Linked DNA regions of Homo sapiens: region 1 is linked to region 2. The links are chromatin loops, found by intact Hi-C in ENCODE. Cell type or tissue: mammary epithelial cell. All regions are shown on one strand. Each heading gives the region's core, and the rest is flanking DNA. Links, peaks and the distances in the headings are about the cores only. Region 1 overlaps PAAF1 (proteasomal ATPase associated factor 1). Region 2 overlaps PLEKHB1 (pleckstrin homology domain containing B1).

The links. Hi-C counts contacts between places; a loop is a spot of excess contacts. Peaks named below come from ENCODE experiments on the same cell type or tissue, not always from the same donor. Only the 100,000 strongest peaks of a DNase experiment are listed, where the experiment ranks them.
Region 1: it touches region 2 in a loop (4-fold over the local background); 6 of 110 quality-filtered maps call a loop at or near these places.

What each region holds. Positions count from the first base shown.
Region 1 is chr11:73,925,290-73,940,405 of GRCh38, reverse strand. PAAF1 (proteasomal ATPase associated factor 1) reads right to left here. Exons shown (of 12, transcript NM_025155.3): 12 at 9,292-13,121. The coding sequence ends at 13,044. Among named protein-coding and RNA genes, the nearest start is that of DNAJB13, 18 kb to the left of the region's middle. RefSeq lists enhancers at 2,977-3,611, 13,505-14,004 and a silencer at 7,534-7,784. In mammary epithelial cell, for the core only: a CTCF peak has its summit at 8,894 (motif pointing right); a DNase peak (open chromatin) is centred at 8,915.
Region 2 is chr11:73,657,812-73,672,927 of GRCh38, reverse strand. PLEKHB1 (pleckstrin homology domain containing B1) reads right to left here. Exons shown (of 8, transcript NM_021200.3): 7 at 12,076-12,175; 8 at 10,109-11,462. The coding sequence ends at 11,326. Among named protein-coding and RNA genes, the nearest start is that of PLEKHB1, 19 kb to the right of the region's middle. RefSeq lists enhancers at 10,960-11,802, 11,803-12,647 and a silencer at 11,726-11,897. In mammary epithelial cell, for the core only: a CTCF peak has its summit at 11,814 (motif pointing right); a DNase peak (open chromatin) is centred at 11,807; H3K4me3 peaks cover 755 bases.

The DNA.
Region 1 (15,116 bases), core at 4,477-12,476, 270 kb before region 2:
AGGAAATGTTACTATTGATATAAATACACACTCTGTTACCTGCCCAGAATGTCGCCTATTTACCTGCATTAACTCAACTTTTGATAAAAAAAAAAAAAACCACAAAACAAAAAAAACTATTCTGTTAATTAGAGCCAGGGAAGGAGTTTGGATCCCTGTGTCTCTAAATAGACCATGGGAAGCATCACTATTCATATTATAACTGAAATCCTTAGGAAACTTTTATCCCATTCAAAAAGATTTATAGTGGCTCTCACATTTGCTATAATTGGCCTCACTGCTGTTACTACTACTGCTGCAGTAGCTGGTGTAGCTTTACAGTCATCTGTGCAAACTGCTGAATTTGTTGATAAGTGGCAGAAAAATTCCACAAAATTATGGAACTCTCAGCTTCAAACAGATCAAAAAATAGTTAATCAAATTAATGATCTCCATCAGACTGTAATTTGGATGGGGGTTCGTATTATGAGTTTAGAAAATAGAATTCAAATACAATGTGACTGGATACATCTGATTTTTGTATCACTCTCCATAGTTATAATGAAACAGAACACCAATGGGAAAAAGTTAAACACCATTTGGAAAGAAAAGAGGAAAATCTCACCCTCAATATCGTAAAACTAAAAGAGCAGGTTTTTGAAACCTCTCAGGCTCACTTAACCCTGCTCCCTGGAACCGATATTTTGAGCAAGGCAGCTGATGGGTTGTCTGCAGTCAATCCTCTTAAATGGATTAAGGCCACTGGAAGTTCTACATTTGTAAACTTTATTCTAATAATTATGTGCTTGTGCTGTCTCATGTTAGTTGGCAAATGCAGAAGCCACCTCTGGAGAGAAAGCCGCCACCAAGAACAAGCAATGATAGCTGTGGCGGTTTTGCAAAAAAGAAAAGGGAGACATGTTGGTAGAAGGGCTGAGGCAAGACTTGCTTGTCTGACATAATGTAAAAGAGTCTTGGAACTGTCCTGAGTCCAGGGTCTAAAACCCCTCATGGCCTTTGGAACACCAAGCTCTGTGCCAAAGAGTGGAAGGCTGCCCTGCCGCACCACAATCTAAGCTCAGGGCATAAAACCCCTCGTGGCTTGGATGGAATCCAGGGCTGAGGGCATAAAACACCTCATGGCCTCTGGAATGTGTCTAGACTTGCTGGCTCCTTGCTTCTTGCTCTCCCAGGCTCATAAATTGATTGCATCTTGAGGTAGAAAAACATGTTCTCCATTATCTCGAGTAGCAGAGCATATTCCATATGCTTAAAAGAAAATGCTAAACCACCACAGCTATAGGTCAAACGCTTGATGCACTGCTTCCTTTCTACCCCCACATCCTCACGTCCTCACCACCTGCTTCTTTGATCACCAAAAAATAATGTGGGCTTCCAGAGCTCAGGGCCTTCACAGCTGCCATACTGGTGTTGGCCCCCTGGACCCACTTTATGCACTCTTGTCTTGTCTCATTCCTTTGACTCCACCGGACTTCATAACCCCCACGACCTGGTGTTGGGTCTGATCACCCCAGCACAATGCCACACAATATAACCTTCTTTTTCTCTCCCTCTCCCCATTCTTTTTCTTCAGCAGTATCTTCCCTAAGTACTACTCCTTCAGTCAGCCTCTTCTTTGTTGTTGTTTTGAGACAGGGTCTCACTCTGTCACCAAGGTTGGAGCGCAGTGGCATGATGCATGATCACAGCTCACTGCAACCTCCACCTCTTGGATTCAAGTGATCCTCCCACCTCAGCCTCCAGAGTAGCTGGGACCACGAGGGCATGCCACCATGCTCAGATAATTTTTTTTTTTTTTTGAGATAGAGTCTTGCTCTGTCGCCCAGGCTGGAGTGCAGTAGTGCTATCTCGGCTCACTGCAACCTCCGCCTCCTGGGTTCAAGTGATTCTCCTGCCTCAGCCTCCCGAGTAGCTGGGATTACAGGTGCGTGCCACGACACCCAGCTAATTTTTGTATTTTTAGTAGAGACAGGATTTCACCATCTTGACCAGGCAGGTCTTGAACTCCTGACCTCATGATCCACCAGCCTCGGCCTCCCAAAGTGCTGGGATTACAGGCATGAGCCACCACGCCCAGCCGATTTTTTTTTTTTAAATAATTTGTGGTAGAGACGAGGTTTCACCATGTTGCCCAGGCTGATCTTGAACTCCTGAGCTCAAGTGATCCACCCGCCACCACCTCCCAAAGTGCTGAGATTACAGACATGAGCCACCACACCCAACCAGTCAGCCTCTTACTCCCCTCAAATGGAAACATGTTAAGAAAGCATCTGGCCGGGTGCACTGGCTCAGGCCGGGCGCAGTGGCTCACTTGTAATCCCTGCACTTTGGGAGGCCAAGGCTGGTGGATCACCTGAGTTCAGGAGTTCGAGACCAGCCTGGCCAACATGGTGAAACCCCGTCTCTACAGAAAAAAATACAAAAATTAAACAGGTGTGGTGGCAGGGGCCTGTAATCTCAGCTACTCGAGAGGCTGAGGTAGGGAGAAATCACTTGAACCCAGGAGGCAGAGGCTGCCGTGAGCTGAGATCATGCCATTACACTCCAGCCTGGGCAACAGAGCGAGACTCCGTCTCAATTAAAAAAAAAAAAAAAAGAATCTCACATCACTCATATAGGGAAAAAGGAGTGCTGTGTTTAAAATCTCATCTCTCCTCGCTCTCCCTCTCCCGTCTCCCTCTCCCTCTCCCGTCTCCCTCTCCCTCTCCCTCTCCCTCTCCCGTCTCCCTCTCCCTCTCCTTTCCACGGTCTCCCTCTCATGCCGGGCCAAAGCTGGACTGTACTGCTGCCATCTCGGCTCGCTGCAGCCTCCCTGCCTGATTCTCCTGCCTCAGCCTGCCGAGTGCCTGCGATTGCAGGCGCGCGCCGCCACGCCTGACTGGTTTTCGTGTTTTTTTGGTGGGGACAGGGTTTCGCTGTGTTGGCCGGACTGGTCTCCAGCTCCTAGCCGCGAGTGTTCCGCCAGCCTCGGCCTCCCGAGGTGCCGGGATTGCAGACGGAGTCTCATTCACTCAGTGCTCAATGGTGCCCAGGCTGGAGTGCAGTGGCATGATCTCGGCTCGCTACGGCCTCCACCTCCCAGCCGCCTGCCTTGGCCCCCCAAAGTGCGGAGATTGCAGCCTCTGCCCGGCCGCCACCCCATCTGGGAAGTGAGGAGCGTCTCTGCCTGGCTGCCCATCGTCTGGGATGTGAGGAGCCCCTCTGCCTGGCTGCCGAGTCTGGAAAGTGAGGAGCGTCTCTGCCCAGCCGCCATCCCACCTGGGAAGTGAGGAGCACCTCGTCCCGGCCGCCATCCCATCTAGGAAGTGAGGAGCGTCTCTGCCCGGCAGCCCATCGTCTGAGATGTGGAGAGCGCCTCTGCCCCGCCGCCTCATCTGGGATGTGAGGAGCGCCTCGGCCCGGCCGCGACCCCGTCTGGGAGGTGAGGAGCGTCTCTGCCCGGCCGCCCCGTCTGAGAAGTGAGGAGACCCTCCGCCTGGCAACCGCCCCGTCTGAGAAGTGAGGAGCCCCTCCGCCTGGCTGCCACCCCGTCTGGGAAGTGAGGAGCGTCTCCGCCCGGCAGCCACCCCGTCCGGGAGGGAGGTGGGGGTCAGCCCCCCACCCGGCCAGCCGCCCCGTCCGGGAGGGAGGTGGGGGGCTCTGCCCCCCGCCCGGCCAGCCGCCCCGTCTGGGAGGTGAGGGGCGCCTCTGCCCGGCCGCCCCTACTGGGAAGTGAGGAGCCCCTCTGCCCAGCCAGGAGCCCCTCTGCCCAGCCAGCTGCCCCATCTGGGAGGGAGGTGGGGGGGTCAGCCCCCCGCCCGGCCAGCCGCCCCGTCCGGGAGGTGAGGGGCGCCTCTGCCCGGCCGCCCCTACTGGGAAGTGAGGAGCCCCTCTGCCCGGCCAGCTGCCCCGTCCGGGAGGGAGGTGGGGGAGTCAGCCCCCCGCCCGGCCAGCCGCCCCGTCCGGGAGGGAGGTGGGGGGGTCAGCCCCCTGCCCGGCCAGCCGCCCCGTCCGGGAGGTGAGGGGCGCCTCTGCCCGGCCGCCCCTACTGGGAAGTGAGGAGCCACTCTGCCCGGCCAGCCGCCCCATCCAGGAGGGAGGTGGGGGGCTCAGCCCCCTGCCCGGCCAGCCGCTCCGTCCGGGAGGGAGGTGGGGGGGTCAGCCCCCCACCCGGCCAGCCGCCCCGTCTGGGAGGGAGGTTGGGGGGTCAGCCCCCCGCCTGGCCAGCCACCCGGTCCGGGAGCTGAGGGGCGCCTCTGCCCGGCTGCCCCTACTGGGAAGTGAGGAGCCCCTCTGCCCGGCCACCACCCCGTCTGGGAGGTGTACCCAACAGCTCATTGAGAATGGGCCATGATGACGATGGCGGTTTTCTGGAATAGAAAAGGGGGCAAGGTGGGGAAAAGATTGAGAAATCGGATGGTTGCCGTGTCTGTGTAGAAAGAAGTAGACATGGGAGAATTTTCATTTTGTTCTGTACTAAGAAAAATTCTTCTGCCTTGGGATCTTGTTGATCTATGACCTTACCCCCAACCCTGTGCTCTCTGAAACATGTGCTGTGTCCACTCAGGGTTAAATGGATTAAGGGCGGTGCAAGATGTGCTTTGTTAAACAGATGCTTGAAGGCAGCATGCTCCTTAAGAGTCATCACCACTCCCTAATCTCAAGTACCCAGGGACACAAACACTCTGCCTAGGAAAACCAGAGACCTTTGTTCACTTGTTTGTCTGCTGACCTTCCCTCCACTAGTGTCCTATGACCCTGCCAAATCCCCCTCTGTGAGAAACACCCAAGAATGATCAATTAAAAAAAAAATAAAATTAAAAAGAAAAAAAAAAAAAAAGAAAAAAGAAAAAAGTCCTCCCATAAGGAAAGATGATCAATTCTTATGTATCGTTCTAGGGATATAAATATTCAGGAGGCTTTTCAGAATAAAAGTTAAATCATTTAAAAAAAAAAAAAGAAATAAACTTACTTGAATTAAAAAAACAAACAAAAAAAATCTCATCTCTAACTGCAGAAGGAAAAGCTTGGTTCCCTGATGGCATTTCAGATACTAGTGCCTAAGATATTGAAGAACTTTCCTGGGTCTCTGAAACCACACTGTTACAGAGGATGGCCTGCCTTGAAGTAGCTCTTTCATATTATTTGAGGCAAAAGGCTTACTTTAGGTGTATTTGGAGTAAGTAAAACACGCTTTTGGAGGTGGGCCAAAGGACAGAAAAGTCAATTAAAGAGCTAAAAAATAAACTGCAAGTTTTGGGTAAATTGAGTGGTCAGAAAGTGACCAAATCTTCATGCTGCCGAGCTCACCTGCCAGTTGTATGACTTGAAGCAAGCTTGCTTAATGGCCCTAAGCCTAAGTTTGTTCGCATAAATGGGATTATTAACAATCAACTGTAACACAGGGTTGGTAGGAAAATACATAAAGTTATAGGTGGCCAGGTGGGCCCAATGGATCCTCCTACTTCAGACACTTGTAATCCTAGCATTTTGGGAGGCAGAGGCAGAGGGTTGCTGAGGCCAGGAGTTCAAGACCATCCTGGGCACCATAGCCAGACCCCGTGTCTACAAAAAAATTAGAATAATAATAATAAAAGTTATAGGAAAGCATGTAGCATATAGAAGATGTTCCTTCAGCCTTGAGGCAGTAGACTCAAAGACCAGGTTCAAATCCTATCTGTTAGCTACTAGTTTTCTGACCTTAAACAATTATTTCTTAGCCACATTTTCCTATTTACAAAATGAAAATATGGAATTACCCTTTTTTGCATTACCAAGCCTTCTTTTGAATTTTAATTTACATTTGTTTAATTACTAATGAAGTTGAGCATCTTTTCACGTTTGCTGGTCATTTGTTTCACTCTTACCACTAGAAAAGAAATGTATTAAAATGAAAATCCAGAGGGTTGGGAGAAGGCCTTGCTCAGCCTAGGCCTGGCTGAGGTGGAGGGAGAGAGGAAGACCTCATCTGAGTGACAACCATGTGTGCAGGGGGAGGGTAAAACAGGAGATGGGCTGTGTACTGGCAGGTTGGTTACTCACAGAGGTACTGTGGATTATGAGAGGTATTGAGGATTATGAGAGGCAAGTTCCTCACTGTTGAAGAAAGGAAGTATATACGTGGAAGGCTAAAATAAAACCTGTGGAGGTGGGCTGGAATTGGAGACATCAGTGTGAACTCATGCTTTTTACTATAGAACGATGGATGTGGAAAGGGCCATTCATGTACTGTCCCCGATAGGGCCCCGAAGCAGGAACACTCCAGTAACAAAGTATACTAGCGCCCGGATCTTGGTTTCTGAATACCATTATCTACTAAATGGAACCAAGGCCGCATACACAAGTGACTGGTTCTAGGGATGGGGCTGGAAAAATACAAGGTGAGGCTGGAACATCTTGTGGTACCAGAAAATATGGAAGTGCTCAGAGAATGATGGGAACGTGTCAAAAGGACACAGGATCCAGCTTGAAGGAGTGTCCACTGGCCAAACTGGAACAATTTTAACATCAAAGTAAATAAAAGTAAGAATGAGTTGTAATCATAGAATATGAATCCATGAGTAGTCCACACTGATATATCTACGAATGAACAAACAAGCAAATGACTAAATAAATAAATGGGGTAGAAGGGAAAGTTCTAACTTATGGTAGAATGCTAATTATAAATATAGAAAGAATGATGGAATAAGAAAGTCACCCTTTGGCAATTATTAATAGCATGGGAATAACTCATTCAGACAAGAATCATCTAAGAATGCTAAAACTAGTTGACGCAAGTTTCATGGGAACAGGATATTTATATAGTTTCAAAGTAGCTCCCCACAAAATGCTTATTAATTTTCTGTGGAGAAACTTGGAAGACACCATTTTAACCACCTTAACATCAACAGACTATAACTTTAAAAATGGAAAAAAACAAGGACATGGCTGGGCGCGGTGGCTCACGCCTGTAATTCCAGCACTTTGGGAGGCTGGGGCAGGTGGATCACCTGAGGTCAGGAGTTCACTTCACTAACATGGTGAAACCCTGTCTCTACTAAAAATGCAAAAATTAGCCAGGCGTCGTGGCACATGCCTGTAATCCCAGCTACTCAGGAGGCTGAGGCAGGAGAATCGCCTGAACCCAGGAGGTGGAGATTGCAGTGAGCCAAGATCACGCCATTGCACTCCAGCCTGGGCAACAAGAGCGAAACTCCGTCTCAGAAAAAAATAAAATAAATAAAAAACAAGGACATGGAAAAATGAGAACCCTCGTACACTGCTAGAGAGGATGTAAAATGGTTACAGCCACTTTAGAAAACAGTTGGCAGCCCCTCAAAAAGTTAAATATAGGTACCATATGACCCAGCAATTCCACTGTTAGGTATATACCAAATAGAACTGAAGGCATATGTTAACGCAAGAACTTGCACATGAATGCTGCTAGCAGTGTATTTCATAGTAGCTAAAAAGTGGAAACAGCCCAAATGTCAGCCCATTCATCAACTGACGAATGGATAAACAAAATGCGGTATATCCATACAATGACATATGTCAGGTCTCTCCAGAGAAGGCGGACAAATAAGATGTGTACGTTCTGTTTTCATATAGATACGTGTGTGTATGTGTATATATACATAGAAAGAGAGAGAGACATTTAAGGAATTGGCTCACAGGAAGCTTGGCAAATCCAGAAACTGATAGAGTAGGCTGATGGTCTGGAGACTCAGGGAAGAACTGCAGTCTGAGTCCAAAGGCAGTCTGTTGACAGAACTTCTTGCTTGGGGGACAACAGTCTTTGTTCTATTAAGGTCTTCAACTGATTGGATGTGGCCGACTCACACTATCACACTATGGAGGGTAATCTGCTTTACTCAAAATCCCCTGATTTTAGTTTATTCATTTATTTTTTGAGACATGGTATTGCTCTGTTGCCTAGGCTGGAGCTCAGTGGTATGATCATGGCTCACTGAAGCCTCAACCTTCTGGGCCCAATCGATCCTCCTACTTCAGCCTCTTGAGTAGCTGGACTTGAGTAGCTTGCCTGGCCCCAAAATTCACTGATTTTAAATGTTCATCTCATAAAAAAAAAAATACCTTGAAAGAAACATCCAGAAAATTGACCAACCATCTGGGCACCATGGCCAGTCAAGCTGACACATAAAATTTACCATCACAAATGGTAATAAAGTAATAGAATGTAACATTTACATATTACTCTCAAATGAGTCAGAAAAAATATAGCATATATAACCTGTGTACATATATACAGAAAGAGAGTGATAAAGCAAACATAATAAAAAGTTGACAACTGGGCTGGGCACGGTGGCTCACGCCTGTCATCCCAGCACTTTGGGAGTCTGAGGCGGGCGGATCATTTGACGTCAGGAGTTTGAGACCAACCTGGCCAACACGGTGAAACCCTGTCTCTATTAAAAATACAAAAATCAGCCAGGTGTGGTGGTGCACCCTTGTAATCCCAGCTACTCAGGAGACTGGGCAGGAGAATTGCTTGAACCCGGGAGGCAGAGGTTGCAGTGAGCCAAGATCGCACCACTTCACTCCAGCCTGGGCGACAGAGTGAGACTCTGTCTCAAAAAAAAAAAAAATTCAACAACTGGGAGATTCGGGTGAGGGTGTACTGAAATCCTTGATGCTATTCTTTTTTATTCTTTTTATTATTTTTAAATATTTCTCATGTTTGTTTCCTATCCTTTGTACTATTTTTGCAATTTTTCTGCAAGTTTAAGGTTATTGGCAAAATAAAAGTTAAAATAGAAAAAGAACATAAAGTATATGCACAAAGAGTATTGTTTAGAAAAGAAATCTACCTATTGTGAGGCCTGTGCCTGGTACCAAGTACATGCTGAATAGCTGCTGCTGCTGCTGCCAGCTTTTCAGGTCTGGAGAGAAAGGTTATTTCTCATAAGAAGTCACAAGGGGGCATCCCAAAGCCAAGAAACACCATCTAGCACAGAAGTTCACTGAGTCTGTAGAGCTGTCGGTGTCCTACCGTTCCTTACCCAGAATGCACTCCTTAATCCTAAAGAAAAAAAAGAAAAAGCTTTGTCTGCTAAAAGCAGGGGCTCCTTCCTTTCACAGTGGACAAGGCTATGGAGCACCTGAGAGCTGGTCTCCTTTCCTTCTGTTTGGGTCTGGATTTCAGAGCAGCTGTCAAGGGTCACTGCATATATCACAACCAGGACATCGACTCTGGAGACGTATGAAAAGGAGCGGACGAATGTGGTGGCAATGTAGAAGAGTGAGCCCTGGAATGAGAACTCACAGACATTCACGTGTTGTGTGTACTCAGCCATATCCCTCCTTATCCTCTTTTCTTTTAATTGATTTTTAATTGTAAATGGACAATTTATACTTGTTTATAATTATGGGCCACAAAGTCCTATTGTGACTTATAAATACAATATGGAATAATTAAATGAAGCCAGTTAACATATCCATCACCTCAAATGCTTAACATTTTTTGGGTTGAGAACATTTGAAATTTACTCTTAGCAATCTACCATGCTATGCAATAGATCTCAAAACACAATATATTCCTCCTGAGACTTTGCACCCTATGACCATCATTTCCCCATTCCTCCTCCCCGAGTCTCTGTAACCACCATTCTACTCACTGCTTCTACATATATAAATATATATATATACATATATATATACATATTTTTTTTTTCTTTTTTGAGAGAGAGTCTCGCTCTGTTGCCCAAGCTGGAGTGCAGTGGTGCAATCTCAGCTCACTACACCCTCCACCTCCTGGGTTCAAGCAATTCTCCTGCCTCAGTCTCCTTAGTAGCTGGTATTACAGGTGCCCACCACCACACCTGGCTAAGTTTTGTATTTTTAGTAGAGACAGAGTTTCCTCATGTTGTGCAGGCTGGTCTCCAATTCCTGGGCTCCAGCGATCCACCCACCCCAGCCTCCCAAAGTGCTGGGATTACAGGCGTGAGCCACCACGCTGGTTCTTCCACTCACTGCTTCTATGAGTTCAAATGTTTCAGATTCTACAAATAAATGACAACATTTCTTCCTGTTTTCTTTTTTTCTTTTTTTTTTTCTTGAGATAGAGCCTCGCTCTGTCGCCCAGGCTGGAGTGCTGTGGCCCGATCTCAGCTTACTGCAAGCTCTGCCTGCCAGGTTCACACCATTCTCCTGCCTCAGCCTCCCAAGTAGCTGGGACTATAGGTGCCTGCCACCATGCCTGGCTAAATTTTTTTGTATTTTTTGTAGACAGGGTTTCACTGTGTTAGCCAGGATGGTCTCAATCTCCTTACCTTGTGATCCGCCCGCCTCGGCCTCCCAAAGTGCTGGGATTACAGGCGTGAGCCACTGCGCCCGGCCCATTTCATCCTGTTTTCTTTTTTTTTTTTTTTGAGACGGAGTTTCACTCTTGTTGCCCAGGCTGGAGCGCAATGGCGCAATCTCAGCCCACCACAACCTCTGCCTCCCGGGATCAAGTGATTCTCCTGCCTCAGCCTCCCAAGTAGCTGGGATTACAGACATGCGCCATCATGCCCGGCTAATTCTGTATTTTTAGTAGAGACGGGGTTTCTCCATGTTGGTCAGGCTGGTCTCGAACTCCTGACCTCAGGTGATCCACCCGTCTTGGCCTCCCAAAGTGCTGGGATTATAGGCGTGAGCCACCATGCCCAGCCTCATCCTGTTTTCTTAATCTGACTTCTTAGATGTTCCACCTGGAGCTCCTAGGATTTAATGTTTCTAAGTTCTGGAATATGTCCATTCTGGTCTACCTGACCCTGTCACAAACTGCACCTTGAAATGAAATTGCTCTAGTCACAAAAGTCTCTTGCTACCTGCCTGTGATTACACAGTGCAGCAGAAGGTGCTGTCCAAGGTCCAAATGAAGCCTCTGGTATTTAATGTATTGAGTCTCAGTTTCCTTATCGGAATAAAACAAATAATAACATTCGCTTTTTGAGTCTTGTAAGAATTAGATATATAAATATAGTATCTAGAACAGAGTAGATATTAAATGAATTGCAGTATTTTCTTTTTACACTTTGGTTTAAGTAACAGGGTGTTGTAGAAAAAAATGGGATTTAAAGTTAAGACAAAGTTCCTGGTTGAGTGCCGTGGCTCATGCCTGTAATGCCAGCACTATGAGAGGCCAAGGTGGGAGGAATACTTGAGTTCAGGAGTTTGAGACCAGCCTGGGCAACATGGTGAGACTCTGTCTCTACAAAAAATTTAAAAAATTAGCCGAGTGTGGTGGTGTGCACCCATGGTTTCAGCTACTTGGGAGGCTGAAGTGGGAGGATTGCTTGAGCCCAGGAGGTTAAGGCAGAAGCTGTAATCATGCCAACGCATTCCAGCCTGGGCAACAGAGCAAGACCCTGTCTTTAAAAAAAAAAAATTTACATGAGAATACGCCTTTAAAAACTCTGGTGGCCGGCCGGGTACGGTGGCTCACACCTGTAATCCCAGCACTTTGGGAGGCCAAGGCAGGTGGATCACAAGGTCAGGAGTTCGAGACCAGCCTGGCCAACATGGTGAAACCCCATCTCTAATAAAAATACAAAAAAAATATTAGCCGGGCATGGTGGTGCATGCCTGCAGTCCCAGCTACTAGGGAGGCTGAGGCAGGAGAATCGTTTGAACCTGAGAGGTGGAGGTTGCAGTGAGCCAAGATCGCACCAGTCTGGGTGACAGAGCGAGACTCCGTCTCAAAAAAAACAAAAAAAAGAACTCTGTCAACAACATTATTACCCCAGCCAGAAATGACCTTCCTCCGTTAAATAAATAAAAATCTTAATCTGCATGTCCCAGCTCAAGTGTTACATCTTTCAAGAAACTTTTCTCTAATAATCTCAAAAATATAAATAATATGGTATCCATATTCTGGACATTGTTAAAAAAGAATGAGGAACGTCTACATGTACTGAGATGGAAAATCTCAGAGACATTAAGTGAAAATAAGCCATGGAATACATACATTATGATTCCATTTTTATGTTTAGAGAAAAAAGGAGGTGACCATGCCATTCTCTTGCTTAAAACCCTTCAGTGGTTCCCCACTGCCAACCACGTAAAGTCTGAGCTCCTTAGCTAACATTCGTGCTCCTTCACTATTTGGGCTCTGCCAACCTCTGTGGCCTCATCTCCTACAGACCGATCTTGTCATTTTGAGCCCTGGGTTCCAGCTGTGACTAAAGTGCCCTCCACCATCTCTTCCTCTAGATCAGTGGCTCTCAAGCTTTAGCATACATCAGAATCACCTGGAATGCTTGTTAAAATACAGACTGCTGGCTGCACCCGTAGAATTTCTGATTTAGGTCTAGGATTGGGCCTAACAATTTCTATTTCCTGTCAAGTTCCCAGGTGATACTGATGCTGCTGTTCTAAGAACCACACTTTGACAGCCAATGCCTTTACAATGCTTATGATTCAGTTTCCTCACCTACATATAGGCTGACCAATCATGTTGGTTTGAGACTGCCCCAGTTTTGGCATTGAAAGTTTCAAGTCACAGAAAACCCCTTAGTTCCAAGCAAACTGGGACAGTTGGTTACCACCTGCATAAGAATCTCTCCCAGGTGGCAGCTTACAGGACATTTATTGCTACTGCCAAGCAGGCCTTCTCTATGGCCAGGCAACAGGGAGTGCTGAGGAAGGAATTCCATCGTCCTGACCAACTTTTTGCTGGAGTAAGAGTATTTAACAAAGTTCTTCATATTCAGGCACCTCCAAACATATTTTCTTTATTTCCTCCAGAGAACAGGCTTTAGTACTGAGGTCCTTGTAAACATTTAACAAAACTGGTTTAAGAACAAACTAAAAGCATCTATATCCTTGCCCTGTGTTGCTGGGGTGAGTTTATACAAGGAGAAGTTGGAACAAATGCAGTGGGCACAATGACCTTCTTACTCAGTTCAAAGTAGGTCTTGGGATGAGAGTTCCACACGGCCAGTACAGCTGACTTTCTGTGATTTCCAAGGGGTGCCCAAGACATTAAACGCCATGGTCCTTGGGAAGGACTGATGATGTTTCTGCTCATTGTTGATCAGGGTCAAACCTTTTCACTAACCGGGACTGCTCTTTCCAAGAAGTCAGAGGTCAGAAAGCTGGTAGCGTCGTACAAGACCGTCTCGACAGCATGTGTAGATCTGCTTCTCCCATGTGGCTACCTAAAACACAAGAATTCACAGTTCAAAGGAAGCCTGGGATTCTTCCATTTCAAAAAGATGGAGGCTTATGATTGACACACACTAGTCCCATGGAGTCTGAGAAGGCTTTATGAAGGCAACAGAATTACATCCATAATTATGTGCTTACAAAAATTGTTGGCCCATAGTGATGGATGCATCCCAATCACCAATGGTTGGGATGCACCATGACTATATAACAGAGAAACTAATTGGCCCAAGTGGAAAGCAAACCCATTAGTATTGTTCAGGTTTAGCACAGATGGTCTGCCTCTAGGGAGGAGATGGTTCAGAGATGGGCTTGACTATTCTTGAACCTTATAAAATTGGATGCAAAAATGTTCTGAATATGTGTCTTTTTTTCTGAGGAGGATTTCATCAACTCCTCAAGGAAAACAGCATGAATTCTGGAGTTAGTCTCAGCTTTACTACCAACTAGCTGCATGACCTAGGGCAACTTTCTCAACCCCCCAGGCCCCAGTTGCCTCATTTGTACAATGGAAATGTGTTGATTCAAAATATGGAACACTACACAAGAATTTTGTTTGTTTGTTTTTTGAGACAGACTCTTGCTCCGTCGCTCAGGCTGGAGTGCAGTGACGCCATCTTGGCTCACTGCAAGCTCCGCCTCCCGGGTTCACGCCATTCTCCTGCCTCAGCCTCCCAAGTAGCTGGGACTACACACACCCACCACCACGCCTGGCTAATTTTTTGTATTGTTAGTAGAGACAGGGTTTCACCGTGTTGGCCAGGATGGTCTCAATCTCCTGACCTCGTGATTCGCACCCCCTCCGCCTCCCAAAGTGCTGGGCATGAGCCACCACGCCCGGCCGGAACACTACGCAAGAATTTTTAAAAATGAAATAGATGGCTGGGCGCGGTGGCTCACGCCTGTAATCCGAGCACTTTGGGAGGCTGAGGCAGGCCTCAGTCGGGAGTTCAAGACCAGCCTGACCAACATGGAGAAACCTCGTCTCTACTAAAAATACAAAATTAGCCGGGTGTGGTGGCGCATGCCTGTAATCCCAGCTGCTCGAGAGGCTGAGGCAGGAGAATCGCTTGAACCTGGGAGGCGGAGGTTGCTGTGGGCTGAGATCGCGCCATTGCACTCCAGCCTGGGCAACAAGAGCGAAACTCCATCTCAAAAAAAAGAAAGAAAGAAAGAAAGAAATAGATCTATATGCATTTACCTGGAAACAGCTCTAAGATGGTAATTAAAAAAAAGTCACAGGGCAATATATAGAGATAGTCTCAATTACGTACAAACTGAAGATAAAAGTATATTATTTACATTAATACATAAAGATGTAAGTGTGCAAATTCTCTGAAAATAGTCTTGAAAAATATGTGCCAAACTTTTAATGCTAGTTACTTCTGGAAAAGAGAAAGGGAACCAAAAAGGTCGTAAAGGAGACTTTTAAATCTGTATCATTCTGTATTGTTTGAACTTTTACAGATATTAATTGTACAACTTTTTTTAAATTATAGGAAAAAATAGGAATAGTAATACCTACACCTCAACAAATAGTAACAAAGATTACATGAGATAACGTATATAAAACGTTCAGCACAGTGTCTGGTCAATAAATATTCCCCTTTTGTTTTTCTCTATTTGAATCAAATGAAAAAATCAGTCTAGAAGTCTTAATAATAATAAGAATGAATAATATTTATAGAATGTATTTACAAAGAGTTTTCAGATTACTATCTTTACAGATGAATTGACAGACTAGTGAGGTAAAGTAAGTTTTTAAGTTTCTAGAGCTAGTAAGTGATGAAGTCACTTTTTTTTTTTTTTTTTGAGACAGGGTCTCACTCTGTTGCCCAGACTAGAGTGCAATGGTACAATCACAGCTCACTGCAGCCTCAACTTCCCAGGCCCAAGCAATCGTCCCATCTTGGCCTCCCAAATGAGTAGCTGGGACTACAGGTGTGTGTGCCACCATGCCCAGCTAATTTTTCTGTATTTTTTGTAGA
Region 2 (15,116 bases), core at 6,891-14,890:
AAATGGTTATGACCAAAATGCTAATAGAAATATAGACAGTGAACACCAGGCTGATGAGGTCTCAAATGGAAATGAGGAATTTATTGGGAAATGGAGTGAAGATCACCCTTGTTACACCTTAGCAAAGAACATGGCTGCATTGTGTTCATGTCCTAGGGCTTTGTGGAGGGTTGAACTTAAGAGTGATGACCTTCTGGCCAGGCATGGTGGCTCACACCTGTAATCTCAGCACTTTGGGAGGCCAAGGCAGGTGGGTCACTTGAGGTCAGGAGTTCGAGACCAGCCTGACAAACATGGTGAAACCCCATCTCTACTAAAACTACAAAAATTAACTGGGTGTGGTGGCACACACCTGTAATTCCAGCTACTCTCATTGGGGAGGCTGAGGCAGGAGAATCGCTTGAACCCGGGAGGCAGAGGTTGCAGTGAGCCAAGATCGTGCCACTGCACCCCAGCCTGGACGACAGAGTGAGACTCCGTCTCAAAAAAATAAAAAAACAGTGATGACCTTCAGCTAGGGTGTCTAGCTGAAGAAATTTCTAAGCAGCAAAGCATTCAAGATGTGCCATGCCTGCCTCTCACAGCCTACAATCAGATATGGGAGCAAAGGAATATCTTAAAGTTAGAAGATATATTTAAATGGGAAGAGGAGCATTAAAATTTGGAAAATGTATATCCTAGCCTTGTGGTAGAGAAGGAAAAAGCATTTTCAGGAGAGGAATACAAGCAACAGCTTGCTAGGGAAATTTATATAACTAAAAGGGAGCCAAGTGCTAATAGTCAAGACAGTGGGAAAAGGCCTCAAAGCCATTTCAGAAGTCTTTGGGCCAGTCCCTCCCATCAGAGACCTAGGAGGAAAGAATGGTTTCAGGGCCCAGGCCCAGGGCCTGCACAGCCTCAGGACACTGCTCAAAGGGCCCCAGATATAGCTCGAGGCGGTGTTCCAGCGGGCGCAAGCCATAAGCCTTTGTGGCTTTCATGTGATGTTAAGCCTGCAGCTGTGAAGAATGCAAGAGTGAAGGAGACTTGGCAGCTTCCACTGAGATTTCAGAGGATGTATGAGAAAGCCTAGGTGCCCAGGCAGAAGACTGCCACGGGGCAGAGCCCCCACCGGAGCCTTTACTAGGGCAGTGCAGAGGGGAAATGTGGTATGGGAGCCCCCACAAAGAGTCACTACCAGGGCAATGCCAAGTGGAACTGTGGGAAGAGGGGCCACTGCCCTCCAGACTGCAGAATGCTAGAGCCACCAGTAGCTTGCACCCTGAGTTTAGAAAAGCCACAGACACTCAACTCCAACCTGTGACAGCAGCCACAGAGGTGGAGCTGCCTAAGGACTTGGGAGGCCAACCCTTGCATCAATGTGCCCTGGATGTGGGATATGGAGTCAAAGGAGATTATTTTGGAGCTTTAAGGTTTAATGTCTGTCATTCTGGGTTTCAGGCTTGCTTCAGGCCTATTGCCTTGTTCTTTTGGCTGATTTCTCCCTTTTGGAATGGGAATGTTACTCAATGCCTATACCACCCTTGTGTCTTCAAAGTAAATAACTTGTGTTTTTGGTCGGGGGGTGGTTGATGGTGGTGGTGGTGGTTGTTTAGACAGGATCTTGCTCTGTCGCCCAGGGTGGAGTGCAGTGGCATGATAGCTCACTGCAACCTCTCCCTCCCAGGCTCAAGCAATCTTACCACCTCAGCCTCCCAAGTAGCTGGGACCAAGGCACGTGCCACCATGCGTGGCTGATTTTTGTATTTTGGGTAGAGATGGGGTCTCACTATGTTGCTTGGGCTGGTCTTGGACTCCTGGGCTCAAGCAGTACACCTGCTTTAACCTCCCAAAGTGCTAGGATTACAAGTGTGAGCCAATAACTTGTTTTTGATCTTACAGAAAATCATACGAGGAAGGAACTTGCCTTGAGTCTCAGAAGAGACTATGGACTTTGGACTTTTGATTGAGTTGATGCTAGAAGAGTTAAGACTTTGAGGGATGATTTTTTTTTTTTTTTTTAAGACAGAGTCTTGCTCTGTTGCCCAGGCTGGAGTGCAGTGGAGCTCAATCATTTTGAGGTCAGGAGTTTGAGACCAGCCTGGCCAACGTGGTGAAACCCCATCTCTACTAAAAATACAAAAATTAGCCAGGCGTGGTGGCGAACGCCTGTAGTCCCAGCTACTCAGGAGGCTGAGTCAGGAGAATCGCTTGAACCTGGGAGGCGGTTTCAGTGAGCCGAGATCAGGCCACTGCACTCCAGCCTGGGTGAAAGAGCAAGACCGTGTCTCAAAAAAAAAAAAAAGTTGCTTGACATCATTTAAAGTTAAATATGTTTGTCATATAACCCATTTATTCCATTCCTCAATATTTACCCACAAGACATGAAAGCATGTGTCCATACAAAGACTTGTACACAGGCTGAGCGTGGTGGCTCATGCTCATAATGCCAGTACTCTGGGAGACTGAGGCGGGAGGATCACTTGAGCCCAGGAATTTGAAACCAGCCTGGGCAACATAGGGAGACCCCATCTCTACAAAAATAAAAATATTAGCCAGGTGTGGTGGCACATACCTGTGATCCCAGCTACTTGAGAGGCTGAGGTGGGAGGATTGCTTGAGCCTGGGAGATCGAGGCTGCAGTGAGCTGTGATTTTGCCTCTGCATTCCAGCCTGTCTCAAAACAAAAACAAACAAAAAAACTTGTACACAAAATTCATAGTAGCTAGTATTGCCAAGAACTAGAAACAACCCAAATGCCCATTAAAAGGTGAATATATAGGCCAGGCGCGGTGGCTTATGCCTGTAATCACAGCACTTTGGGAGGCTGAGGTGGGCAGATCACAAGGTCAGGAAATTGAGACCATCCTGGCCAACATGGTGAAACCCCTTCTCGCCTAAAAATACAAAAATTAAGTGGACGTGGTGGCACGTGCCTGTAATCCCAGCTACTCCGGAGGCTAAGGCAGGAGAATTGCTTGAACCAGGGAGTCGGAGGTTTCAGTGAGCCAGGATCACACCACTGCACTCCAGCCTGGGCGACAGAGTGAGACTCCATCTCCAAAAAAAAAAAAAGTCACCTTCTCACCTACTGCATTTCCATCTCTATTCTTTTTTTTTTTTTTTTTTTCTTGAGACGGAGTCTCGCTCTGTTGCCCAGGCTGGAGTGCAGTCGCGCAATCTCGGCTCACTGCAAGCTCCACCTCCTGGGTTCAGGCCATTCTCCTGCCTCAGCCTCCTGAGTAGCTGGAACTACAGGCGCCTGCAACCATACCTGGCTAATTTTTTGTATTTTTAGTAGAGATGGGGTTTCACCGTGTTAGCCAGGACGTTCTCGATCTCCTGACCTCGTGATCCGCCCGCCTCGGCCTCCCAAAGTGTTGGGATTACAGGCGTGAGCCACCGCACCCGGCCTCCATCTCTGTTCTTTAAAGGATATCTCTATGTGCAGTCCATACTTAAGGAGTTGGGATTTGTTCTTCTTTAGGGGGGAATATCTATGTAAATTGTTTGTAATTCTCCAAGGGAGATTTGTCTCTTCTCCCCCATTTATTTATTCAAATGTTCAGTAATTTATATCAGTATGGACTCATGGATACTTATTTTATACGTTGGGTTATAATCTAATACTACTTTATTTGGTTGCCCAGATTGTTCCAGCTCTTTCAGTTCTTTTGCCCCTTCGATGTACCCCCATCGATGTGCATTTGTTTTGGTCTTTTGAGTTCTTCTTTATGGCAGTATATGATGCTCCAGGCTCATCATGGATACTTCTTTATCCAGTCCTGTAATCAGCCATTTCTCCAAGGATCGCTGATTTCTTTGACTGGAGAATTGGTATTAGACATGAAGATGTGGGGCCAGGTGTGGTGGCTCACGTCTGTAATCCCAGCACTTTGGGAGGCTGAGGCGGGCGGATCACGAGGTCAAGAGATCGAGACCATCCTGGCCAACATGGTGAAACCCCGTCGCTACTAAAAATACAAAAATTAGCTGGGCATGGTGGTGCGTGCCTGTAGTCCCAGCTACTCAGGAGGCTGAGGCAGGAGAATTGCTTGAACCCGGGAGGCGGAGGTTGCAGTGAGCTGAGATCATGCCACTGCACTCCAGCCTGGGTGACAGAGCGAGACTCCGTCTCAAAAAACAAACAAACACAAAAGATGTGGGGCTAGGTGTGTTCATTTCTTTCTTTTCTTTCTTTCTTTTTTTTTTTTTTTTTGGACACAGAGTCTCACTCTGTTGCCCAGGCTGGAGTGCAATGGTGTGATCTCGGCTCACTGTAGCCCCTGCCTCCCAGGTTCAAGTGATTCTCCTGCCTCAGCCTCCCAAGTAGCTAGGATTATAGGTGCGTGCCACCACCACACCCGGCTATTTTTTGTTTTTTTGAGACAGAGTCTCGCTCTGTCAGCCAGGCTGGAGTGCAGTGGCACGATCACGGCTCACTGCAACCTCTGCCTCTTAGGTTCAAATTATTCTCCTGCCTCAGCCTCCCTAGTAGATGGTATTACAGGCGCATGCCACCACGCCCAGCTAATTTTTGTATTTTTAGTAGAGATGGAGTTTCGCCATGTTGGCCAGGCTGGTCTTGAACTCCTGACCTCAGGTTATCCACCCACCTGGCCTCCCAAAGTGCTGGGATAACAGGCGTGAGCCACTGTGCCCAGCCTAGGTGTATTCATTTCTTTGAGGCTCTCTCAGCTGGCAGATGAAGGAAATATATGTATGTACTGATGTGTATATACACATATCTGTAAATATTTCTGTATATAATCCCGTCTCTATGTCAAGCTAGACATGAGTTCATACTGATGTCTCCAACTGTAATCCATTACCACATGAATCATTCTAGCTTCCTCCCTTTGCTTATCTGTAAATTTCTACTTCACCACTGAGAAACCTGGCTTCCAGTTGATCTAGGGACTCCAATGTGCATCTTTGACTTATCAGCATATACTTAATATTGTACTACTTCACATAAGGTATTTTGTGAAAGGAAATTTACCAGAGTATCATTCTACTGTCCCACCCCCACTCCCTGTCCTCTCTGCTTTTTTGGTGTATTTTTTATTACATTCATAATTTTGCATATACTTGTGAATAATTAATTCTGTTGACTATTATTCCATTTTGTGAATATTACCAGTAGATTTATCCTGTAGAATTTAAGTTTTTTCCATTGCTGTTATAAACACTTTTCTACCTACTTTTTGGTGAAGGTAAGTACACATTTCTGTTGGGTGCACCCTAGGAGTAGAATTGATTCGTTATAATATATGCATATACTTGGCCTTACCAATCAGTTTCCAAAGCAATTGTACCAGTTTAACTTTACAGTTATTCCAGAAGTGTATGAGACTCCATGTCAGTACTTAATGTCATCTGTCTCTTTCATCTTTGCCCATTTTAATTCAAAACTTTTTAAAAACTATGTGCTGACCAGACAAAACAATTTGTGAGCCAGATGTCGTCCATAGGCCACCTCCAGATTAGAGTGTTTTGTCTATGAGGATTAATGTCTGTCTTAATGTGTGTGTGAATAATTTAAAAATTGTCTACTGGACAGCTGGAAGAATTAAAAATTCATGTTGCAGTCCTACTAGTGGAGAGATTTTGAAGCAAACTGCATCGGGAACATCTATTTGCACTCATTGCTTTGTTCATTGGGGTGACTGGAAAGCACAAATGTGGAGAGGTTTTTGGAGAAAGCCAGAACAGAGGACAGGGGATTGAAGTGAGGAAGTAGGAACTTCTGCAAGTGAACTAAAAACCTGTCCCCTTACTGGGGGGATAAAGAGTAATTTCATTTTATTTTTTCATTTCCTTCTTTTTCCTTTGTTACTCCACCATTTCTATGAAGTCTGATGCACGTGCTTTGTTGGGGCTGGTGATGACATGGAGAATGAAAACTCGGGCAGTAAAGGAAAACCACCCCACATTGATCCCATAATTGGTGTCCAGGTAGAGAGAACAGGCATCCATGTGAGAGAATCTCACTAAGATGTTCAAATGGTAACCAGTGGGTCCAGACAGACTAAGGTGTGGGGGAGAGCAGCTGGCCAGTGGAGAAGGCCTCCTTCCTCCCCGATATACTAGAAGAAGGTGATTTTTTTTTTTTTTTGAGAAGGCGTCTCACTCTGTTGCCCAGGCTGGAGTGCAGTGGCGCCATCTCAGCTCACTGCAACCTCCACCTCCCGAGTCCAAGCGATTGTACTGCCTCAGCCTCCTCAGTAGCTGGGATTACAGGTGCCTGCCACCACACCCGGCTAATTTTTGTATTTTTAGTAGAGACAGCGTTTCACCAGGTTGGCCAAGCTGGTCTTGAACTCCTGACCTCAAGTGATCCACCTGCCTCAGCCTCCCAAAGTGCTGGGATTACAGACGTGAGCCACCACACCCAGCCAGATGGTGACAATCTGAGAGGACAGAGGCTGACATCTGCTTTGTAGTTGGAACTCTTTCTATATTCAGTATATGTTCCTGCCTAAGCATATCCTGGCCTTAGCTTGTTACCCCTCTCCATCCCCAAGGCTTGTGACCAACCTAGAAAGGGTCAAACCTCAGGGTTCTGTGCTTCAGGTTTAAGGGTGATAGACTGATTGGACCATGATTCTGACAATGAAGTCTCCTGATGACCACTTAAGATATCTGCAAACCTCTGTGGGAAATTCTAAGGTTGGGGAACACTGATCTGAGGTCAGAAGTAAATCTGGGACCCAACCCTGGGAGTTCTCAGGAGGTAGATCTCAACTCCTGAGGAAGGAGGTCTCACAGACTGAGCTATCCCACAAGGGCAGGAAAGGGAAAGGGTAAGAGTACTCCCAGTCCCTATGGGTGGCAGAAAGCAGTAGCATGGTCCCTTTCAGGTGGGGCAAAGGGGAGACAAATCCATTTTAGAGGGCATCGAGGGTCATATCCAGCCAGGTATTCTGAATGTAGGGCTCTAGTTCTGAGACTGAGTCATATACCTGATTTTGGAGAAGTGCTCACTGCCAGGATGCTCAGAGTGCCACAGACCCTTGCTATCTACAGAATCTCCTCTAGTAGGGGCTGATGGAGGCAGGTGGTCTCAGGAATGGATGTGGAGTTGAGCACCCCCAGTGAGCTGGCTATGAGTGGCCAGGCAGTACCTGGGCTGCTCAGACAGTTTGCAGAGATGGTTTTGTCTGGGTTGAGACCATGTTGTCTATGAGAATGAATGTCTGTTTTTGTGTGTGTGAGATCGAACTTCCAGGTTCAACCATGTCCTTCCTTTGCTTCAAATTTTTTGGAGGCATTCCATGGCCTGGAAGTTAGTATATAGTTCAAGCTCCTTCCCTGGCATCCAAGGCCCCTGACGGTTTGACCTTGCTGACCCCCGTTTCCACCCATCACACTGCAGATCCAGCCTCACCCAGAGAACTCTCGGCACTGAGTGCTGCTTTAGTTCTTGTTTCCTCTTCATCTAAGTTAGCAACTCCCACAAGACGATAGTTGGAAGAGCATTTGTCTTTACATCTAGCTTAAGACACTTCCACCCATACCTGAGTTAAGGGCTGCTTTCTCTGTGACCCTACAGCCTCAGGGCTACCAGTTCCCACAGCCCATGTTGTCATAGTCTGTGCCCATGTCTGGGATAGACAGACAGACACACACACACGCACGCACGCACATGCACAAACTCCTTGAATGTAGGGCCCAAATCTCATTCATCTTCCAGTACCCAGCTCTCAGCCCTGTCTGCCAACAAAACTTCTCAGGAAAGCATTTGCTAAAGGAAAAGAGAAGAGATATTTGTGTTATACAGTTGACCTCCTCTCTGGGAATTACTTTCCTGCCAGGTAATGAGCCACACAGGATTTATAGTGCAGAAGCAGTGTGGTGTGGTAGACAAGGTCAAGTGACCTGCATTTGAATCCAGATTCTGACACAGCATGCATGACTTGGACAATCTACTTTCCTTCTCTGCATCTGTTTCTTTGTAGGTAAAATAAGAATAGTAACACCAGGCCCATGGGGTTGTTGCAAAGACCTATGAGATAAAGCAGGGGAAGCTTTGGGCAATGAATGGCAATGTCCCCAGCTCTGTCTGATCTCAAATGCCCTGCCCAGCCAGCTCCCTGATCCTTGTTTAACCCACATTCTTGGGAAAGGACTCTAGATAGCTTGGGCTCTTCCTACATATTGATCTCTAAAAGTCCTGAGACTGTGCCGGAGAGTAAGAGGAAAGGTCATTCCCAGAGCCAAACTCAGAGATGTCCCTGCAGGAGCATGCAGGACACCCTCTAATGAGATGGCGTAATGGGGATGCCACTAAAGGACTGACAGGGTAACTGGGTCCATCTGGGAGAAAATTAAGGCTGAGGCTGGGCTGAAGGTAGTGAGTTATCTCAATTGACTGTTCATAGTCAGTTACAGATCAAACTCTGTTCTCTCTCCCCACTTCTCACTGCTGCAAAGGAAGGGAAGGAAAGGAAAGGGAAGGGGAAGGGGAGGGGGAGGGGGGAGTGGGGGAGGGGAAGGGAAGGAAATGGAAGGGGAAGGGAGGGGGAGGGGGGGAGGGGAAGGGAAGGGAAGGGAGGGGGAAGGGAGGGGAAGGGAGGGGAGGGGAGGAGGAAAGACAAAAATAGAAAAAATTAAGGCTGTGAGGAGGAGAAAGGAGGGGAGCAAAACAAAAGAAAAAATTAAGGCTGAAGTTCCAAAGCATGGACTGGGTCTGATGCACTGCTGGGTCCCCTGAACACAGTACAGGCCTTAGGATACCCAGGGTATGTAACCTCTGACTGCACAAATGCTAACAGACCTTGGTTTTCTCAAGAGGCTCCTCTTGCATCCATGCTTGTCCTTAAGCCGGGGCCACATACTGGACTATGCCCTGTGTTCAGTAGCCTGGCCCAAGAGGTTCCTTATAGTTTGACCTCATCCACCACCTCTCACCATGCGACCTGCTATAGCATGAGACTGGTTCCTGAACTTCAGGGTGCTCTCAAGCCTCTAATGCCTTTGCTCATACCATTTCTTCCATCTGTTCTCTGTGTGGAAAGCTCTCCCAACTTTTTCAGATTGGCAAACTCCTACTCATTTTTCAAGGTTCAAAATAAATTTCCACTTCCTGTCCCAAAGCTTTCCCTAGTTCCCTTGGCAGAGTTGCATGCCTCCTCTTCAGAGCTCCAACTGCACCACGTTCCTCTGTAACTTCATTCAATCATTGCTGTTTTTATACATGTCTCACCTCTAAGTTGGTGTCTCTGGAACTGTGGCTGAGGTGAATACCTGATATTTTTGCCAACCAGCTTTCATCTATTCATCCTACTTCTGGGAACAGTGCCCTGAATTTCCTCTGGGACACCATCCCACCCCTGCTGTAAGCCCTGTTATTTTAGACCATCCGTTTCCAGACCACTGGGGTTGATGCAGGGATGGCCACAGGACCCAATTTAGACTGATGTCTACCAGGCCCAGGACTTTCAGTCATACTGTTAGAGGAAGAGAAATTCTCTTGGTTGGACTTGAACTCAGGAGGGCATTAGCCTGGAGCTGCTGAACATCACTGCAGCTTCCAAATGAGCCAGCCCTGCAGGTGTAAAGATGGAAACAAAGCAAAGTCTAAGTGACACTCTTTGAGCCCCTGGATCACACAGCTCTTGGACTTCTCAGTTATGTGGCTTAACCTTTTCCCTTTGGCTTAAATCAGTTTGAACAGGGAGTTTCTATCTGACAGCCCCAAGAAGCCTGATGCAGGATGATGGTGTTTCCTTTCCTGACCACCTGGTTTTCTATGAGAACAATTCATTGATTCAACTCTAGAAGGATGGGAACCTACTGGAAAAGACTCCAACATGAACAGGATTCTCAGAAAGCAGGCAGGACCTGGCTTGGATCATCCATCAGCTCAGACAACAGAGACTCCAAGGCAGTCCCTCCTCTTGAGCCCTCAGGAATGGTCAACTTCAACCAGCTACCTTAAGTGTAGGGAAAACAAAATCCAGAAAGGTTAAGTGACTTGCCCCAAATGACTCAGCTAATATGCTGTCACCAGTTCCAACTGATCTCAGAATCCACACTCTTTTTCACTAGACCAGTGAAGGCACTAGTAGCTGCTGGATCATGGAGAGGGAAACAGGGCCTTCTGGGGGAACAAAGCAAGCCACAGTTACTGCTAGAGCCAACCAAATCTTTATTAGTCTCGGCAGCAGAACTAATGGAGCCCCCATTTACAGGGGAGCTTTAGTGGGCTAGTCTGGCTACCAGGCAGGGATGTTAGCATTTCTATTGGTGATTGGGATAGAAAGGGGGAAGAGACTGGAAGGGAACCAAAGGGGGAGACTGGTGGACCACCTGAGGGCAGGCACAGATGGGGCTTCCTGGGCTGGTGTAGAGGTGGATCAGGCCCCAGAGGAGAACACTGCCATCTTATTCAGAATGAAGGATGAGACAAAGCCTGAGAGGGTGACAGTCACAGCTACAAAGAGAGGGCCGAGCTCCTGGTGTGAGAGGCATTTCTGGACGGAGGCAGCTTTCTAGGGCTGGAAGTCTCAAATAGAACTCACCTGTTCCCCAACCAGGGGTCCCCAGGTTCAGCTCAATTGTTATCATGGGTACCAGCCAGGAAGCTGTTTGTGGGAAGGATGGGACTTGACTCAGGAGTGTTTTAGGTATGGACATGTGTCAGTATTCACAAAACAGGCAATATATTCATTATAGATGCAATCATGAAACTTCCCTCCAGAGAAGGCTCACATCTCCCCTTTCACCTAGGAAGCTCCTTAGCTTGAAGGCCCACCACGGTCTGATCCCAGCCTCCACCCCAGCCCAAATGAACTCCCATTTAATTCCTTGGACATGCCATGACGTTCACGGCTCTGCATACTTGCCAATAACTGTTCTTCCAGCCTACCTGTCTTGCTCCCTGCCCCACCTGTCCTTGTCAAAGGACTGATAACTCTTCAGCTTTGTCAAGTCCTTGTTTACTCCTGTTCTCCCCACCAGGACTCGAGCTCCCTAAGGAGAGAGCAGAGAGCCCGATTCATGTTGTGTCTACAGCGCCTGGGGAACTCGAAGCCAAATGAAGTCGTATTTGCTGTGCCCTGTTGTGTTTAGAGGAAATGTATCCATAAATGTCTATAACAGATTTTGGGGGTGTCTAGTGGTAGATGTGAAGACTTCAAGCGATGTTTGTACCTGTGATGATAGCTTCTTCCCATGTGGGGATTAAGGGTAGGGAGTGGGGGGAATGGTCCAAACCCGGAAGGAGCTAATGGAGAGGATAGGGCCAAAGTGGGACAGGGCTTGGATGGTAGAGGATGGGGTCCAGGAGGAAGAGGAGTCTAGCAATCCAAGCGCAGGGGTCAGTGCTCCGAGTCCCAGGGCTCAGAACCAGCAGGGCGACCACATGAGCGAGCCCAGCGCCGCCCCAGTGGCGGCTCCCGCAAGCATGCCCATGGCCAGAGGGGCGCCGGCGCTGTAGCAGGGATCCTCCCGCACTATCACGTGCGTCACGCCAGGGCCTGCAGAGGGAGACAGCCCATGAGGATCAGCGACTTAGGAGGGAGTAGAGTGATCTTCGTACCCTTCCTGCATCACTCCAGCCCAACCCAGTGTAAGGCGCCGAACCCACTCTCCTGCTCCCCAGTCAAAGAACAGATCTAGACGCGGGAAGAGCTCCACCCTACGGCTCCCAGGCCTTGGATCGGCTACGGATGTCCCGGAACCTACGGGTCCGCTACGGCAGGCTAGGGCGGAGCAGCGAGGAAACCCTGAGATCGCTAAGCACAACCACCAGGCGCCTAACGATGGGCATTCCCAACCGCCAGGCCCCAGAGCGGGGAGGAGGCAGCATTCCCGCAGTAGCCACCAGGGGCCGCTACCGGCTCAGGAATGGGTATTGCCGACCGCAGGGCTGAGGAGCCATCCCAGAAGGGTGAGGTCAGCTCGAGACGAACGCTGGTTCCAGAGCTCTCCCAGTCTCAGGATGGAGAGGGGCTTGCGGAGAGTTCTGCCTGGGAAAATCCGTGCACGCTAAAAGGATGAAGCCTGGTCCGGACTTACGGACCGTGGGCTGGGCCTGGCGCTGAATCGGTGCTGGATCGAGGCAAGCCCCGGGGCACGCTGGAGACTTACCTGCGTAGGGCGGTCCGTAGTAGCTGCGGACATACGTGGCCTCGTGTGCATTGGGGGGCACCACCTCGTAGTAGTCTTGGTACGGGCTGTAGACGCGCACCTGGGGAATCCAACCATGTCAGGTGCCCAGGAACTCCCTGGCCCGGATTTGGTCCCCTACCCCCACGCCTGGCACAGGCCTCTCTGGGATCCATGGAGCCACCTCCCCAAGTTTAGAAATGGGCCTCCAGCCACTAGCAAGCTCTTGGAGAAAGGCCCTGCCCTCCCCACAAGGTCCACGGTCCTCTAAAACTTCTGCCCTACATCCAGCTCCCAGTGACACCCATTCTCCAACTCTGGCCTCCCACCTAGCTCAAAAAATTCTCTATGGCTCCCAATTTCTCCTTATAGGTAGTCTAATATTTGCTAGCAGCTCTACAATAATGCCACTTGAAAGACCCAGCTCTACTAGTCACAAGGAGGGGAACATGGCCAAGCCCCAGGCCCAGGAAATAAACAGGGGTTGGGGAGGAAGGAAGGGAAAGGAAGGATAGGGATGAGAAGTAACTAAAATACAGTTATGCGTCTTTTAAACAACAGGGATACAGTCTGAGAAATGCGTCCTTAGGCAATTTTAGTTATGTGAATATCATAGAGTGTACTTACAAACAAACCTAGGTGGCACACACCTAGAGTATATGGTATATCCTATTGCTCCAAGCCAACAAACCTGTTCAGCAGGCTACTGCCCTGAATACTGTAGGCAATTGTAACACAATGGTATTTGTTATCTAACTAATCATATATAAATGTAGAAAATGTAATGCATTGCCCTACGACATTATCATGGCTACAACATCACTAGGTGATAGGAAATTTTCAGCTCCATTATAATCTTATGGAACCACCTTTGTATATGTGGTCCATCATTGACCCAAAATTGTTAGGCTGCACTAGGCTGTAACGATTATTGAGCACCTACTATGTACCAGGTCCTGAAGGAAGTGATCACGTGTGTTACACCACCTCTAATCCTTAAAGCAGGTATTAGCTCCACATGACCATAGGGTTGGGGACTGAGGCTCAGAGAATGGTCAGTGTTCTCTCTGGAATGCATTCCCTGCCCTCCCCTCTCTCCCATTAGATTTCTGCCAACCCTTCAAAGCCTAGCTCAACGGTCACCCACTCCACTCCAGGAAGCTCTCCTGGTCTCAGGAAGAATTTTTTTTTTCCCTGAATTCTGTGGATCTTGCTTGTGCCTCTTGTTGCTATCCTTTCTCCTGGCCTTTCTTGCAGCCCAAATGTGAGCTGCTTGTAGACAAGGACTCTGATTTGTTTGTGTCACCAGCAGGGCCAAGTGCATACCAGGAACCAAGAACTATGTGCTGAATTAAATGGAAACTCCAAACCCCTCATTTTACCCATGGGGGAGCAGACCTGGAGAGGGGTCAGGATCCCCTTCTCTTCTGGATCTTTCCTCTTAGCCCCATTCCACCCTGTATCTCTCTCTAACTGGGATTCACACCTGAACAGTCCAGCTCCCCTTAGAAGTCCAGGTGTCTCAAACTCCACTCATCTCAAGATGATTGCAACATTTCTCCATCTGCTAAAACTGTTGCTTTTCCCATAAATCTTTTTTTTTTTTTTGAGACAGAGTTTCATTCTTGTTGTCCAGGCTGGAGTGCAATGGCATGGTATCAGCTCACTGCAACCTCCGCCTCCCGGGTTCAAGCGATTCTCCTGCCTCAGCCTCCCAGGTAACTGAGATTACAGGTTCCTGCCACCACGCCTGGCTAATTTTTCTGTATTTTTAGTAGAGACAGGGTTTCACCATGTTCGCCAGGCTGGTCTTGAACTCCTGACCTCAGGTGATCTGCCCGCCTTGGCCTCCCAAAGTACCCAGCCCCATAAATGCTTCTCTCAGTACATGCCATCACCATGCACTCAAATCAAGAAAGGCTAGGCACAGCGGCTTATGCCTGTAATCCCAGCACTTTGGGAGGCTGAGGCGGGAGGATTGCTTGAATGCAGGAGTTCAAGACCAGTCTGGGCAACATGGCAAGAACCTGTCTCTACAAAAAATTAAAAAATTAGCTGAGTGTGGTGATGCATGCCCGTGGGCCCAGCTATTTGGGAAACTGAGGCAGAAGGATCACTTGAGCCCAGGAGATCGAGGCTGCAGTGAGCAGTGTTTGCACCACTGCACTCCAGCCTGGGCAACAGAGGGAGATCCTGTCTCAAAAAAAGAAAGAAAGAAAGAAAAAGAAAGAAGGAAAGAAAGCAGGTTGTTGCCCTTGTCTTCACACATCTGCTTTCCACACATCAGCCACCAGGTCTCGTGATTTTATCTTCTAAATGTGTTCTTCTGCCCATTCTTTTGGCCAATTCCAAGATAATAGGCCACTGGTTTTAGCAACTTGGAAGTTGTGAGTGACCTTGAAAAAACTTTTCAGAGGAGTTGCTGAGTAGGAAAAGCCAAGCTATGGAGGGTTGAAGAAAGGCTGAGAGGTGAAGGATGCAATCCCCATGTCATGACATCTCTTTCAAGAAGTTTGGTGGTAAGGGGAAGGTCTCCAAGCACACCTTGTGATTTCAAATCTCCATGCCATTTTCCTTTGCTAGGGATATGCTTCTCACCTCATTCAACCTGTCTTTCAGACTCAACTCAAGCATCACTCTCCCTGAACCTCAGGTTCTGTTGGGGTCCCATCTGGACACTCACAGCCCTTGGATGTCCCTGCATCACAGCACCGATCATGCTGTCTTCACGTTGTTTCCCTGTGTCTCTCCCATCAGACTTGGAGATGCCTTTGAGGGCAGAGACTGGGTCTAATCAGATCTGACTGGAACATGGCAGGTACCTAATAAATGTTTATTGAATTCATTCCAGTGAATCAAATACAGGGCCAGACTGGAACTAAGGTTGCCCAACTCTGAGTTCAGTTTCAAGTCAGGGAAAACATATAGTCCCAAGACAATGCAAGAGGCTCAGACAAGCAATGTCGTAAGTCAGTGAACTCTACGGTGCTCCCTCCCCATCAGTGATCCAATAGGGATTTCTG